Regions from separate parts of the Homo sapiens genome. Here region 2 is linked to region 1. Evidence: chromatin loops called from intact Hi-C (ENCODE). Cell type or tissue: OCI-LY7. All regions are shown on one strand.

Region 1 (8,000 bases):
GTGTGTTATGAACTAGGGATTAACATTAATTCAATTCTGGGCTCCTGAGGTTTCCTCCCCTAAAAAAAATTCTAAGGTTCCATTACTAAAAGCAAACTTGAGAAACACTATTTTAAAAGAACTTCAAGACCATTAAAAAAATTAACTTTTTGAGAAATAAATTTGAAAATTATTCTTTATATGCACAGTGACAGCATATTGCACTCTACTTTCCTGGATCTCAATAAACTTTGGCAAGAACTTGGCAGATCACAAATCTACTTTTGTTGATTCAACAAAAACTGTTTAAAGACTTCTCTTCCATTCTCAGTTCTTATCCTTCTCTCAAAATGCTGTAGGTAATGATTTTTCATCTTTTTTCTCTCTCCCTCCCTTACAGATTGATTTAGGCTCTGAGATAAAATTTAGGTGACATTTTAGATATCGACAGGGCATGTGCAGAGCAATACTCTGTCTTGCAGTATGCCAGCCACGGACGGGGTTTAGACAAACGGCTGAATATAAAACTCTTGCCTACAAGCAGCTCAGCCTAGAGGGGGAAACAGATTCATAAATATAAAATTACAATCCAAAGCAGGAAACACAGTATGTTATACGAAGGCAAAGAGGTTCGTCTTCTTTCATAGCCTCTCCTAAACCCGGCAACTCTGAGCTGTTTTTCTGGCAAGCCGCCGTCCATTGGCGGCCTCTGGCGCCGCGGCTTTCGGCGTGCGGACGGCGCAGGCGCGGGCGGGGCGGGGCCGGGCGGGGAGGGCGGTGAGGGCCGGCGCTCGGGGCCGCGTTTCATTGGCTTTCCGGCCGGAAGCTGCGGCGCGACCCGGCTGCGCATGCGCCTCTCACACGTGCTGTCAGAACGCCGCCTCCTCCGCTTGCGGCCGGTCTGCACCATGCTGCGAACGTCCGTCCTCCGCCTGCTAGGACGCACGGGGGCTAGTAGGCTGTCTCTCCTGGAGGACTTCGGCCCACGCTACTACAGTTCGGGCTCCCTCAGTGCCGGCGATGATGCTTGTGATGTGCGCGCCTACTTCACTACACCCATTTTCTACGTGAACGCGGCGCCGCACATCGGGCACCTGTACTCGGCACTACTGGCGGACGCCCTATGCCGCCACCGTCGCCTCCGAGGTCCCAGCACGGCCGCCACGCGATTCTCCACTGGTACCGACGAGCACGGGCTGAAGATTCAGCAGGCAGCAGCTACCGCGGGCCTGGCCCCGACCGAGCTGTGCGACCGAGTCTCTGAGCAGTTCCAGCAGCTTTTCCAGGAGGCCGGTATCTCCTGCACAGATTTCATCCGCACCACGGAGGCCCGGCACCGGGTGGCTGTGCAGCACTTCTGGGGGGTGCTTAAGTCCCGCGGTCTGCTCTACAAGGGCGTCTATGAAGGTTGGTATTGCGCTTCCGACGAGTGCTTCCTGCCTGAGGCCAAGGTCACCCAGCAGCCGGGCCCATCGGGGGATTCGTTTCCTGTATCTCTCGAGAGCGGGCATCCAGTCTCCTGGACCAAGGAAGAAAACTACATTTTCAGGCTTTCCCAGTTCCGGAAGCCACTCCAGCGGTGGCTGCGGGGCAACCCTCAGGCGATCACCCCCGAACCATTTCATCACGTAGTTCTTCAGTGGCTGGACGAGGAGCTGCCCGACCTGTCCGTGTCTCGCAGAAGTAGCCACTTGCACTGGGGCATTCCGGTGCCCGGGGATGATTCGCAGACCATCTATGTATGGCTGGATGCCCTGGTCAACTACCTCACTGTAATTGGCTACCCAAATGCTGAGTTCAAATCTTGGTGGCCGGCCACCTCTCATATCATAGGTAAGGACATTCTCAAATTCCATGCCATCTATTGGCCTGCCTTCCTGTTAGGGGCCGGCATGAGCCCGCCACAGCGCATCTGTGTCCATTCCCACTGGACAGTCTGTGGCCAAAAGATGTCCAAGAGCTTGGGCAACGTGGTGGATCCTAGGACTTGCCTTAACCGCTATACCGTGGATGGCTTCCGCTACTTTCTCCTTCGGCAGGGCGTCCCCAACTGGGACTGTGACTACTATGATGAAAAGGTGGTTAAGTTGCTGAACTCCGAGCTGGCAGATGCCTTGGGAGGTCTCTTGAACCGATGCACTGCCAAAAGAATAAATCCTTCTGAGACCTACCCAGCCTTCTGCACTACCTGCTTCCCTAGTGAGCCAGGGTTGGTGGGGCCGTCAGTTCGTGCTCAGGCAGAGGATTATGCTCTGGTGAGCGCAGTGGCCACTTTGCCAAAGCAGGTAGCAGACCACTATGATAACTTTCGGATATATAAGGCTCTGGAGGCCGTGTCCAGCTGTGTCCGGCAAACTAATGGTTTTGTCCAAAGGCATGCACCATGGAAGCTGAACTGGGAGAGCCCAGTGGATGCTCCCTGGCTGGGTACTGTGCTTCATGTGGCCTTGGAATGTTTGCGAGTCTTTGGGACTTTGCTGCAGCCTGTCACCCCAAGCCTAGCTGACAAGCTGCTGTCTAGGCTGGGGGTCTCTGCCTCAGAGAGGAGTCTTGGAGAGCTCTATTTCTTGCCTCGATTCTATGGACATCCATGCCCTTTTGAAGGGAGGAGGCTGGGACCTGAAACTGGGCTTTTGTTTCCAAGACTAGACCAGTCCAGGACTTGGCTGGTGAAAGCCCACCGGACCTAGAAACTCAGTTCTTACCGGCTTGTGGTAAAAAAGCAAATGTGTTATCTTTTTATTTTTTATTTTCAGGAAAGTTATACTAGTATTTTCTTAAGTGTGGAATCAAATGAGCACATAAGCTGTGTCCCTGTGAAAAGAGGTTTGTAGCCTTTCAGGTGCCTGCTCCTATTCATTTCTCTGTGACCATTGATCACTGTCCTTTGTGCATTGTGTGTCTAAGATGTCTTCAGGGGAAAGATGGGTAAGAGACAGTGTTGCTAATGCTGTTCCTTCTTTGTGCCTCCTTCCAAACCACAGTTATTTGCCCAAACTACCTCTCGTGGCTGGTTTTTCATTGGCCTGGCCTCTGCTTCTCAGGCTAATTAGTGACTCCTTTCTTTGAGGGTCAGGGTTGGAGGCCCCTTACTGGTGGTTTTACAGGGGGATCCTACTTTGTTACACATGTTGGGTTTCCTGATAAAAAGAGAGTATTTTATTAAACCCTTGAACCAGTGTCCTAGACCAGATGATTTTTGCCCATGTGTATCCCCATTTAAATTCCTACAACTAAGTCTCCCTGCTTTGTTAATAGTCCAACAGTTGGGTTGTGTAACATCACACTTCAACCGGTAGATGGCTCTAATCTCACACATTTACTTACTAAAGATTGAGGATTCGGAATATTTAGAATAAATTAGTTTTCTGCTTTCTAATTTTGCAGATCTTTACATTTTTATTGCTTTTCTTAAAATAAGGGATAGCTTTGCAACCACTATTGTTTTAATGGAAAGCAAAAAACCCCCCCAAACTTATCAGAATCCTCGTTCTTTTTCAGACTACTGAAAAATGACATTTACTCTGTTAAATGTTTAATAAGTGAATAAGTAAATGTATCAAGTTGTTTATATAATAAATTATAAAACTCTTGAGGCACTTGGTATGTTAAAAATTTTAAACTTTAGTAACATTAGGTTACAGGTATGATTTAAAAATTTGTAAATAGTTCAAAAGGGCAATGTTTTCTTTATATTTCTTATAGTCTTAATTTTGTTATCCATGTGCATAATTTACCTCATGATTTCTTTTGGTCAATCAGGATCTTTAATACAATATAGAAATTGTGTAATAGTTATTATAAATGTTAATACACAACTTTCAGGTAATTTTAACTGATTATTTCTTTTGCTCTTTTAACTTAAGTTATTAAAGTTTAAAAGTTCGTAAGTACCTTATTCAGATCTGTTCTGTTGCATTCGTTGAAGGTGATGGTGAAAGGAGGAACTGACCAATGCTTCAGGAATCTCAGACTGGATTTAGGAATCTCTCTAAGGCTCCATAAGAGAACATCACAGAGAAGATGTTAGCAATTTATACAGTGATTACAACATAGTAAGCCAGTTATGTCTCATAGGTGATTAGACAGCTGGGCCAAAGTTCAAAATGAGAACTTGCCTTGGAATATACATTCTAAGTATGGTAGCAAGTAGAGAGGGCCCACAATGAATTAAACTATTGTACTGGTAGTTCCCCTGGATTTATTCTAGGTGCCACCATTCAGTTCCAGTTTCTGTTTATTAATCAGCGAAATGAGGAATTTTTGGTTGCTGGAATATTGCTTAGAAGAGAATGCTTGAAGGTATTCTAAAGGTGGAAGGACTGTTGCCACAAATGTCCCTTCAGACCCTTCTTATTCATAAGTCTGGGCTTTCCACATGACATGTTCAAGTTAACTGCTGGGGTTATTAGCACAGACTACTGGGGCATAGGATGTAGGAGTGTAATATCTCCTACAGGTGGATAGAGCAGAGAGTGGAAAAAGATAATATGTATTTACGTGGATGAAGGAAAACATATTTGAAAACCAGTGAGATGATAACCTCTGCCTCTGAAGTGCTCTTATAGCAGTGTTACAGTTCCTACCATGGATGGAGACAGTGTCTTCTACTTGAATGATCTTTCCTATAGCCTTGTGCTGGTCAATACAATCGACCTTTGCTTGCTGGAGGGTGTCAATGGAGTTCTTTTAGTGCAGTCTGTCATTTGTGCAGGCACTTAGCTGGCTACCTGGATATTTGTGATACTGGAGGACACAAGAACATAGGGGAACCAGATAGGACAGGGCGTAATTATTAGAAAGACAGGATATTTTATTTTGTTTATTTATTTATTTATTTATTTATTTATTTATTTATTTATTTTTGTGTGAGCAATAAAGCTTTTTAATCACCTGGGTGCAGGCGGGCTGAGTCGGAAAAGAGAGTCAGCGAAGGGAGATGGGGTGGGGCCGTTTTATAGGATTTGGGTAGGTAAAGGAAAATTACAGTCAAAGGGGGTTCTCTGGCGGGCAGGGGTGGGGGTCACAAGGTGCTCAGTGGGGGAGCTTTTGAACCAGGATGAGCCAGGAAAAGGAATTTCACAAGGTAATATCATCAGTTAAGGCAGGAACAGCCCATTTTCACTTCTTTTGTGGTGGAATGTCATCAGTTAAGGCAGGAACCGACCATCTGGATGTGTACGTGCAGGTCACAGGGGATATGATGGCTTAGCTTTGGTGCAGAGGCCTGACTTTCCAAAGACAGGGTATTTTAAATGGAGGAATGTGTGGTAAGTTGGATCTGACTTCTGCGGTGATCCTGAAGATGAACCAGTTGGATTCTCTATAGGAGGCACAATAGATACAGCAAATATTCTTTGAATAATTAGTGATGTGTTTGAGTTGGTCCAGAAGTTTAAGAATAGCAAATGGAGAATACGTGAAAACTGAAGGGGATGTACTTCCAAGAGGGGGCATCCTAACCACTTCTGGTAGAAAATGATACACTTGTAGAATTCCCTACTCTAGCACTGTTAATACTTTTATCTGGCATTTTCTGGATTCCTTCGCCAGAAAGTAACTGTCTTCCAAATACTATCCTTGAAGTCCTCAAATATTCATTTTGGTGTGTTCCTGGAAGCAGCGTTGCAGGAGGTGAAAGACCACTGCCTAGATCAGGTATTCATGGATGTCACATTAGGAGAGTAATAAAAAGACGTCAACTCACTCAGCAGACTATAATCCTCTCTGTGAAGTCATGTGAGAAGTGGGCAATGCACATTTTAAGTTGCCCCATTATATACTGGAGGGCTGTTTCACAAGTGAACTCATAGATTAGACAGAAGACCTATGGCTATAAGAAGGAGCATAAGAAATAGATATAATCTCTGATTTTATTGAAACCTCAGTTTATTCTGCATGTAGACCTCATTATTTCTCTTAAGAATCTGTGGACTTTGTAGGGTCTATGAAGAGCCCAATAAATTGAATATGAAGTTGATGTCAGAGTACTTAAGAAGGGCCTAGGCTGGAACATGGGCCCTGGGACACTGGTCTTCCCCCTTCCCCCCACCCCCCAAGGTGGTTGTACCTGTGATTGGGACTTAGGTTAGCTCTTTAGCTCTGGGAAATGTCAAAACTGAAGTGAAACCAGTAGTTGGTCAGGTTGTGAGCCCTCAATGAGGATGACATCATCATGAAGTGAGACCTGGAGTGCTGGTGGGTCCTTGCCTTGTCTTTTGTCAGAAAGTGAATATCAATGGACCTAAAAGGGTGTAGACATATTGACAGATTATTGACAGATTATTATTATTATTATACATATTATTATATGTATAATAATAATATGTATTATATGATACATATATAATATAATATGTATATATATAATACATATAATATAATATGTATTATATGTATAATAATATGTGTAATATTATACATATTATTGTCAATATGTAGACATATTGATAGATTCTAGAAGAAAGCCCTTGAGTCTCTTGGAAAACTAAGATAGTATAATATATGTTATTTCAGCACAACAAAACTCACCCTGCCCCTTCCTCTTGCAGGAAGTTTGGAGAGGATTAGTTAACTCTTATCAAGAGGAACACACCAAATTTGGAGGTTAACAACAGTTAACAACCAAGTTAATTAAGGTTAATGGGAATTTTAACCTTTTAGGAAGAGTATCTTATTCTTTCTGGAGACAGGACAGGAGAAGCCCTGGTTAAACTTCCTTCCTATGTCACCAATAACTACTTTGAGCAGAGGGGAAGGGACTAACCAATTTAGAGGTGAAATTAGCTGCTTCTCTTTAGTAGGTAGTCTTGGGTTACCCAGAATAGATCCTCTGAATTAAAGGAACTACCTAGCAGGAAACAGTTGGCCATATTTAAATAGTTTGTTTAGGATTGTATCACATTAGTTTCCACTTTTCATGATGAGGGAAGGGAACTAGAAGGAACTACACACCAACAGGATCTTCCTATGGCCCCGACAACTAGAAATAATATATCCTCTACCATGCCTCTTCTGATGAGTACCACTTGGGAGGTTCAGCCATACTTGGATGTTCACCAAGGTAAGCAAGGCATAGTACATATGTTTCATCCTTGGCCTTGAGCTGAATTGTACCCCCTTAGCTAATGGCACAGTTTACTCACCATGGATTTTAAAGTCCACTGCTCCTCACTTAAGAACAGGATGGTGTGAGATGTTCAAGATGTTTCAGGAAACCAAGTGTGCCATCTGCAAGAAGAAAATTATAGCTCCAAGGAGGGATGAGCCCTGCCCTTGAGTCACTTCTGGATGAAACATCTGCAGAGGGCCTGACTCACTGGGTAAGCTGAAGGGACAGACCCAGGAATAACTATGGAAATGGAGGATGCCTTTCTTAGATTATGATGTGGGAGAAATGGTACTAACACCTCTGTGCTACTGCTATTAAGGCCATGCCTTGTACATGTACCCTCATTAGTTGAGAATCAATTGTTTATGGGATTTAACATGATGATGAAGCTTCAAAAACTAGATAATGATTGTTATAGGTTGGTATCATCATATTATTCTTTTAATACATTCCATAAAAATATGACCAATTACACATTTTTTCCTGATTGTATATTTTTGGAACACATTAAATAAAATAGCTTCAGTAGTTTGGCTTCCTTTGAAACCAGTCTAGAAGCTTCTATTGGTTAAAAAGCTATAGATATTAAAAATATAAAGTTAATAAACATGGTATACATCTTAGATTAATCACAAAATAATACAAATGGAATGTATTTCTTTCAAGCCAGATGAAAAGAGAAGTGAAAGAAAACAATCCAACAGAAGCCAGGAAGGAACAATGCAATAGAAGACAGGTAGGAGAAAAAAGAGGCAAAGAAAAAGGAAAAATATTGTAAATAGAAAGCCCAAAATAAAATGGCAGAAATAAATACAAATATGTCAGTAATTGTAATAAAATAAAACTTCATGAGTCTTCTGTCAAAAGACAAAACTATTCAAAATTAAATTTAAAAAGCAATATATGTAGT
Region 2 (8,000 bases), 320 kb before region 1:
AAAATACAAAACTTAGCCTGGTGTGGTGGCATGCACCTGTAGTCCCAGCTACTTTAGAGGCTGAGGTGGGAGGATCGCTTGAACCTAGGAAGCAGAGGTTACAGTGAGCTTAGATTATGCCATTGTGCCCCAGCCTGGACGACACAGCAAGACACTGTCTCAAATAAATTAATTAAAGAAAAAAATGTAAAAATCCCCATTAGAAAATGAAAATGTATTGAACTATATATCTCATTTGTTTAGCATTCGGGGTAGAATCATGTCACTATTCCCAGAGAAATAAAACTTGAGGGATGTGCTTCTCAGGTGCTTCTAACCACTGAATGACACTAGTTCCATCTAAAATGATTTGAAGATTTAAAGAGCAAATCTATACTTTTTTTTTGAGACGGAGTCTTGCTCTGTCACCCAGGCTGGAGTGCAGTGGCGTCATCTTGGCTCACTGCAGCCTCTGCCTCCCGAGTTCAAGTGATTCTCTTGCCTCAGACTCCCGATTAGCTGGGACTACAGGCGTGCGCCACCATGCCCAGCTAATTTTTTTGCCTTTTTAGTAGAGACAGGGTTTCACCATGTTGGTCAGGCTGGTCTTAAACTCCTAATCTCAAATGATCCACCCACCTTGGCTTCCCAAAGTGCTGGGAATACAGGTGTAAGCCACCATGCCCGGCCCAAATCTATGCTTTTAAGTCTTCAAGTGAACTCACACCAATCCCCTAATTCTCTCTTTCCTTCTGCTGCACCTGCAGATCAGTCCAACCAAATACCTTCTCTAGCCAGCTGGACTGTTGAGCAATACTAAAGAATACCTTGCAATCCCTTGGGATTCCCAGACAATCTAAACATCCCTGATGAGTGCCTTCTATTTCCTCAAGAGTTATTTCCAAAGTGCTTGCTCCTCAAGCCACCTGCCAATCTCCATCCCTTCTAATGTCAGCAATAACAGAGGTCTTTTCCCTCATGATAACAGGCCAGGAGTGATGGCTCACACTTGCGAATCCCAGCACTTTGGGAGGCCAAGGTAGGAGGATTTGCTTGAACCTAGGAGTTTGAGACAAGCCTGGGCAATATAGTGAGATCCCATCTCTATAATAATAGTAAAATAACTATATCAACAGCAGCAGCCATTACATTTATTAAGTGCTGTGCTTAGGCACTTTGCTTTATATACATTATTTTAGCTAATCTTTACAAGGACCACCACCTACTGAGGTAGGTACTATTATTATCCCCATTTTACAAATTAAAAAGCTGAAGGATAGAAAGGTTAAAAAACTTGCCCAAGGTCACATCACCAGTTAGTGGCATAGCCAGGTTACAAATCCAGGACTAACTGCAGAGCCAACTCCTAAACCTATACTGTGTTGCCTTCCTGTTCCACTCTTCTGTCAGGGCACAGTAAGGGCAGAGCCAGGATTCCCAAAGGCTACCTGGCTCCCCCAGGTGACCTCATACCAGTGTCAAGACAGTGAGCTCTCCTTTTCCATTCCAAGCCTCTCCAACAACCAATGTCAGTCAACTAGTAAGCAGCAGAAGCAATACGGAGATACACCTATGAGGTTTATTAACTACATTACGCTGACCTGCTTTATTGGAAAAAGCAATGGATTTTATTAAAATAAAAAAGGCTTCCTGCACCCTCTCTTTTAATTTCACCCAGGTTCCAGCAAAGTACCTTCCTGGAAGTGTTTTGATAACCTCTTGGCTGTGTCTAAGGCCCACTTGCTTCCACACCCAAATAGGCACTTCAATTGTTTTTTTACTGTGTTATTGCCACATTGAGAATGGAGTGGTGTCCCAGTCTAGTGCTTCTCAATTTCAATGGCATATGAATCACTTGGGTATCTTATAAAAATGCAGTTTTTTGGGTTTTTTTTTTTTTTTGAGACGGAGTTTCATCCGTTACACAGGCTGGAGCGCAATGGCGCGATCTCGGCTCACCACAACCTCCGCCTCCCGGGTTCAAGCAATTCTCCAGCCTCAGCCTCCCGAGTAGCTGGGATTACAGGCATGCACCACCACACCCGGCTAATTTTGTATTTTTAGTAGAAATGGGGTTTCTCCATGTTGGTCAGGCAGGTCTTTAACTCCTGACCTCAGGTCATCCGCCTGCCTCACCCTCTCAAAGTGCTGGGATTACAGGCGAAGCCACCAAGCCCAGCCCAAAGATGCAGCTTCTTATTCAGGTTCCGGATGGAGCCTACAAGCATGTTTCTAAAATCCCCATGTGACATTGATGCCAATCTCCAGACCACGCTTGAGTAACAATGGCCTAGATATGTGGCATGTGAACAGTTCTTCCTTGGTGATCATCTTGGTGCTAAGTGCTTTTCTTCCCAAATGTATAAATTATATTCTGCTTCTGTGATCAAAACTATGTAAAGCATCGGTTTACACATTACACATTATACATACTATAGACACCAGAGTGTCTGAGTGTTAAACTTCACCAGCTTTTTTGCATGAATTTTTTACACAAGTCTCATTTTCCTCACTATGTCTACTTGTTTCTAAAGCACCAAGAAAACTGTTTTGAAATTCTGACATGCCATAGATGAACTTTTCATGCCTATAACCCACCATATCTTTTTCCTTATGTACTCAGGGAAAGATGCTGCTCCTCCTCTTCAGGAAAACCCTTCCATCTGTGCTTGATTTCCACACTTCTCTGCCTCATTATTCATTCATTCAAGCAGTCGCCCACTTTGTTTAGCTCATTAGCTTCCTCCTCTATTTTATCTAGTCCAAACTTCTCTTCAGCAATACTGCTTGAAAATTGTCTCAAGAAATTCACTATTTAAAATAAATACACAAAAGCAAAATAGCAAAATTTTAATTGTTGAATTTAAGTGGAAAATATACAGTTGCTCATTTAATAGTCTTTCAACTTTTTTCAAAGTTTGGGCAGTTATAGAAACAATTTCTTCTATTTACAAGTTTTTTCCTAGCACAAACCTATTTAGATTAAATCCCCTCGCCAGCCTCTCAGCTAACATGTTAAAATTTCCTTCCAGAACTTCATTAATCAGCCAGGCTATAAAAAAGTAACTGTCCAAGGCCCAAGCATGTCCTTTCAAAATCTTTTTAGAATCCACAAAATAAATTTTAAAACTTAGTTATTCTAGCAAGAACACTAGAGATGTCACTGACTACACTCACTCTGGTTTACTTACTTATTCCCTCCTGCCTACAAATCTTGACTGCCTTGCAAACCTAAATTCTCTATCAAGTCACATTAAATTCCCTCCATGGCTTCCTATCCAAATTTTTTAAAAGGGGAGGAAGGGGTTTCTGTGCCCTGCCTGCCCTCCTCTTCCAGCCGTACCATATAACCCACCTATCGCCAGCTCACAGGTGAGAACACAATGCTTGAAGACCAGCATCCCAAGTGGAGCACCAAGCCACCTCCAGCACTCCTGCCCGAGCTGCCAACATGGCTCCCAACTGTCACAAGATGCTCTGAGGATCAGTGCGGGGTCATCTTACACATTTTCACAGCTTACTCTCCCCAGGACTTATGCGGAGCTTTACCCCAAGGTAGACATTTAAGTATTTGCTAAGTTGTATTTCTAGTTACTTCCTAGACAACTGCTGCCTAAAATCAAATGCTTTATATATCATGCTTTAATTTTATTAAACATGTAAGTCCTGCTTAAACAATGGTCTCAGTGGTTCTCACCCTAGGGAGATTTTGCTCTCCAAGGGACATGAGACAATGTCTGGAGGCATTTTTGGTTATTACACTGGGATGGGGGTGTGCTGCTGGCATCTCAATAGGTAGAGGTCAGGAACACTGCTCAAGATTCTGCAAGGCACAGGACAGCACCCCCACAATAATGAATTATTTGATTCAAGATGTCAATAATGCCAAGGTTGAGAAACCCTAGGGTAGCTGTAGTGTTTTCTTTTAACCTTAGGGGATTTGAGAGCCACTGGAAACCAAAGAGCCAAACTGAACCTATGTGGCTGCAACTTTTTTAGTTTCTTATTAAAGAAAAAGTTCTCTGGTTTTTCAACACTAAGTTCCCTTATTTCGAAAACAACCGAAAGAGCTCAATTTTGCAAAAATGGCACAACCACAACAGAGTGCAGTGTGATAACAATACAGAGTCAACTAAGATTAAAAATTGGTCTACTAAGACTTTAGATATAATACGTTTTATTCATCTAGTGGTACTTGGTGCTCACAGGGCACTGTACAACAAATTTTAAAAATACAATATGAAAAAAATCAAACAGCCAGAGATCAATTCCATTAGAGGGCGATGGCCCACAGAAAAACCAACAAAGGCCCACAGAAAAACCCACCCTGTCTCCTTAAGAACATTTCTTTGTTTGGCTTTAAGAAACACCAAAAGAAAATACAAAAGAAAAGGTCTTTGAGAAGATAGGTAAAACTTCACATAGCGTCTTCCACATATCACAAAATGCTTTCCTTATTTAATAATAAGCACATAAAATAATCCAAATATCTGTGAGCCTCTATTTGGTCCCAATGTTTTAGGTCATAGCTTTCACTACTTCCCTCCTCTCTATCCTCAAATTATTTGCATCAGTAAAAAAAGTTAATTAAGGTGTAACAGTCTCCTTTGCTCCACAATGCCACTACAAAGCCTATTTTCCATAAAGAACCAGAGGCCAAGCAAACGTAGGCTACTAAGTACTTGAATTGAAAATACAACTAAAATTTCCTGAGTCATTTAACATCAAATTTTGGCTTTGTAATCTATTTGTATTCAATTCTCAGTCATTACTGAAGGTCATTTGACATCAACCATAGAGAGCAGTGAGATTTAAAGTTGCATGGAAGTACCGCTGAAAACTTCTAACAACAGAAAGATGAGTTTGGAGTGTTTAATTTTACTACATAGTGACATATATTCAGAAAGTTGTCATACAAGGAATGATGAGGAGTTACAAATCCAACTTGGAAACCCTTAATGCTCACTATCAATTTGTTGAAAGTCAATTTTTTTTTTTTTTTTGAGACGGAGTCTCTGTCGCCCAGGCTGGAGTGTAGCAGCGCTATCTCGGCTCACTGCAAGCTCCGCCTCCCGGGTTCAAGCCATTCTCCTGCCTCAGCCTCCCTAGTAGCTGGGACTACAGGCGCCCGCCACCACGCCTGGCTAATTTTTGTATTTTTAGTAGACGGGACTTCACCGCGTTAGCCAGGATGGTCTCGATCTCCTGACCTCGTGATCCGCCCGCCTCAGCCTCCCAAAGTGCTGGGATTACAGGCATGAGCCACCACACCCGGCCACAAGCTGTTTCTTAACTAAGCTTCTGAAGCAGGAACTCCTAAAGTGTCAATAGGCAGTTTTACTTACAGTAGTAGTTATATACTAATGCTGCTTGCAGAATTTTTTTTCCCTTTAGAGTTCACAGAAGTACTACCACATGGAGACAAAACAAAACAGTAAAAATAGTATAGGTAGTAAAAAGGCCAAAACTAAGAAATTTGGGGCCATAACATTAGAAAAGTTTGAAAATATACTTTACATATTTGCTTAAAAAATTAAGTGTAGTACTGCCTTAATGCTTGGTTCCTCTACCATTAAATGGCATTTCATTCAGTTTATGCTGAACTCTTAGATCAACTTATTATTACTGAATACAAAGCTAAGCAAACCTAGACATTTTAGCTGCTGCCACTGTGTATTATCACAGTACATAAGGAATCTGTCACAAGGTTTGTCTCCCCTTCTCCATTATACTGTTCTTAAAGGTAGAGGGCAGGTCTCATGCACCTTTGCATCCCCTGCATATAAGCACAGTGGCTGGCATACAGTGGGTGAATAGGTATTTACTGATGCATTGCTGAGTAGTGGCTTATAACATGGAGAAAAGCCCAACATTGTCCTGTTCTATCAGCATTACTTAGGTATCCTCACTCCTAATAGGCAGAAAGCAGTTTTGAAGTAAAGTTAAATTCCTCACTTGCTAAACACAGCAGACCTGTCAAGTGTTGGACAAGACTTAAACCACTTTCTTTAAATGTGTTCATAAAGCATTTTGAGAAATCAAGAGATGAAAGGCGCTATGTAAGTACAAAATATTCAAGACAGTTTAGCAAAAGTGCTACTTTTCTACGATGATGGAATGGTTGTGCTAGTTTGAGGGGAACATCCCCTGAGGCTACTCTTCTTGCTGTCATTATTAACACAACAATGGAATTTTGACAAAGATGCCATCACTTTATATAGTTTTTATTCAGCTAACTACTTTCTATAAACCATGTGACAGAAAATGAAATTAAGCCACTTATTCCACATAAACCAATACTTTATCAAAGTTCCGCATTTTACAAGTCATGTTCAAAAAACACACACAAATTAGCATTTTGTACACAAATGTTTATTTCTCAATTAAACATTCCCTTTAAACACAAGGAATGAGTTCTAAATCTTCATAAAGATGAATTAAAAATGAAATCCCTCCAGTATAGTGTATATAATCACTGTGTTCTTGGTCACTACTGGCATTTACTGTTTAACATCAAAAACAAAGACAGGTTATTTAAAAATCATGCTACTGGATTTCTAGCTCTTCCTCTATGACCAGTTCTACACTGATCTGCAATGTTTAAAAGTTTACATCACCAAATCAAAGCAAGTTTAAGGTGTGAAGTAGCTGTGCATTAAACACAAAATAAACAATAAAATTATAAGATATAGTCAAGTTCATAACGAATATAGGTGTTCTTATCATCGTTGTAGATTCTTGGGTAATGTGCTATGAGAGCGTCCTGGGAACCAATGTAGATGGAGTTGTAAATTTTCCAATATACATCTCTGACTTTCCGGGCTGGGTGAAACAGACCCTAAAATAATTGAACGGTTACATTATTTCAATTTTTAAGAACATACATAACCTTAACAAAATTAAGAAAACATAAAGATATGATTCAAAATTATTTCCCTTGGGGAGTTGGGGGGGGGGGAACCTACTAATTACACTGCTCTTAAGCTGCAATGGAAGAGACAAAACTCACTCCCCTGTCACCACACAATTGTTCTACCATATGGCACAATATACCCTAATGATAATCAGGAAAAGTAACTTAATTCAATACACTACTTTTCTTGCTAAGTAATCTTTTAAAAATCTTTAACTTACAGGCAGTGGGGGGAAAGGGGAGGGAGAGCATTAGGACAAATACCTAATGCATGCAGGGCTTAAAACCTAGATGACAGGTTGATAGGTGCAGCAAACCACCATGGCACATATATACCTATGTAACAAACCTGCACGTTCAGCACAAGTATCCCAGAACTTAAAGTATTATTTAAAAAAAAAAAATCACCGATTAAAAAAAAAATCTTTAACTTACCTGTAAACAATATTGCAACATTCTACATGGTCCAATAGCAACTCTCAGGCCCTCTAGGGCTCCCATAACTGCCTGAATTACATGAGGAGATGTCTCAAATACATTGGGCCATACATAGTTCAACAAGTGATTCAGCGAATCTTCACAACCAAATCCATAAACCCCAAGTGACATGTGCTGTACCACTGCACTAGCCGTCTGTCTGTGTACAAGGTCTCTACAACGGAAGGGAAAAAAGTCCTTTAAGATGCGGTCTTATAAGAAAGGGGGAAAAATCCTTAAAGATACAGTCTTAGTTTTACAGGAAATATTCACCGGCCCATTAGAAACTAAATTACTAATTCAGTGCACTGAATAGATGTGAAGTCATCTAACATTTCATATATCTAATATATCCTTTAGAATAGCTTCCACTTGAGGACTTTTGCTTTAATTACTCAAGATTCACTATGGCTCAACAATTAAGCCATATTTTCTAATTAACTTTTTTTTTTTTTTTGAGACGGAGTCTTACTCTGTCACCCAGACTGGAGTGCAGTGGTGTGATCTTGGCTCACTGCAACCTCTGCCTCCCAGGTTCAAGCAATTCGCCTGCCTCAGCCTCCTGAGTAGCTGGAATTACAGGTGTGTGCCACCACGCCTGCCTAATTTTTGTATTTTTAGTAGAGACAGG

The links. Hi-C counts contacts between places; a loop is a spot of excess contacts. Peaks named below come from ENCODE experiments on the same cell type or tissue, not always from the same donor. Only the 100,000 strongest peaks of a DNase experiment are listed, where the experiment ranks them.
Region 2: a loop joins it to region 1, with 2.9 times the contacts of the local background. A loop is called at or near these places in 4 of 110 quality-filtered maps.

What each region holds. Positions count from the first base shown.
Region 1 is chr2:197,704,519-197,712,518 of GRCh38, forward strand. MARS2 (methionyl-tRNA synthetase 2, mitochondrial) reads left to right here and starts at 851. Exons shown (of 1, transcript NM_138395.4): 1 at 851-3,877. The coding sequence starts at 888. The coding sequence ends at 2,669. RefSeq lists a silencer at 665-904 and enhancers at 1,045-1,094, 1,135-1,254. In OCI-LY7, CTCF peaks have their summits at 3,284 (motif pointing right) and 3,486; DNase peaks (open chromatin) are centred at 823, 1,403, 2,043, 3,263 and 2 weaker places; H3K4me3 peaks cover 5,240 bases; H3K27ac peaks cover 1,436 bases.
Region 2 is chr2:197,385,645-197,393,644 of GRCh38, forward strand. SF3B1 (splicing factor 3b subunit 1) reads right to left here. Exons shown (of 25, transcript NM_012433.4): 24 at 7,328-7,544; 25 at 4,140-6,817. The coding sequence ends at 6,659. Among named protein-coding and RNA genes, the nearest start is that of SF3B1, 45 kb to the right of the region's middle. In OCI-LY7, a CTCF peak has its summit at 4,247; no DNase peak of the experiment used is centred here.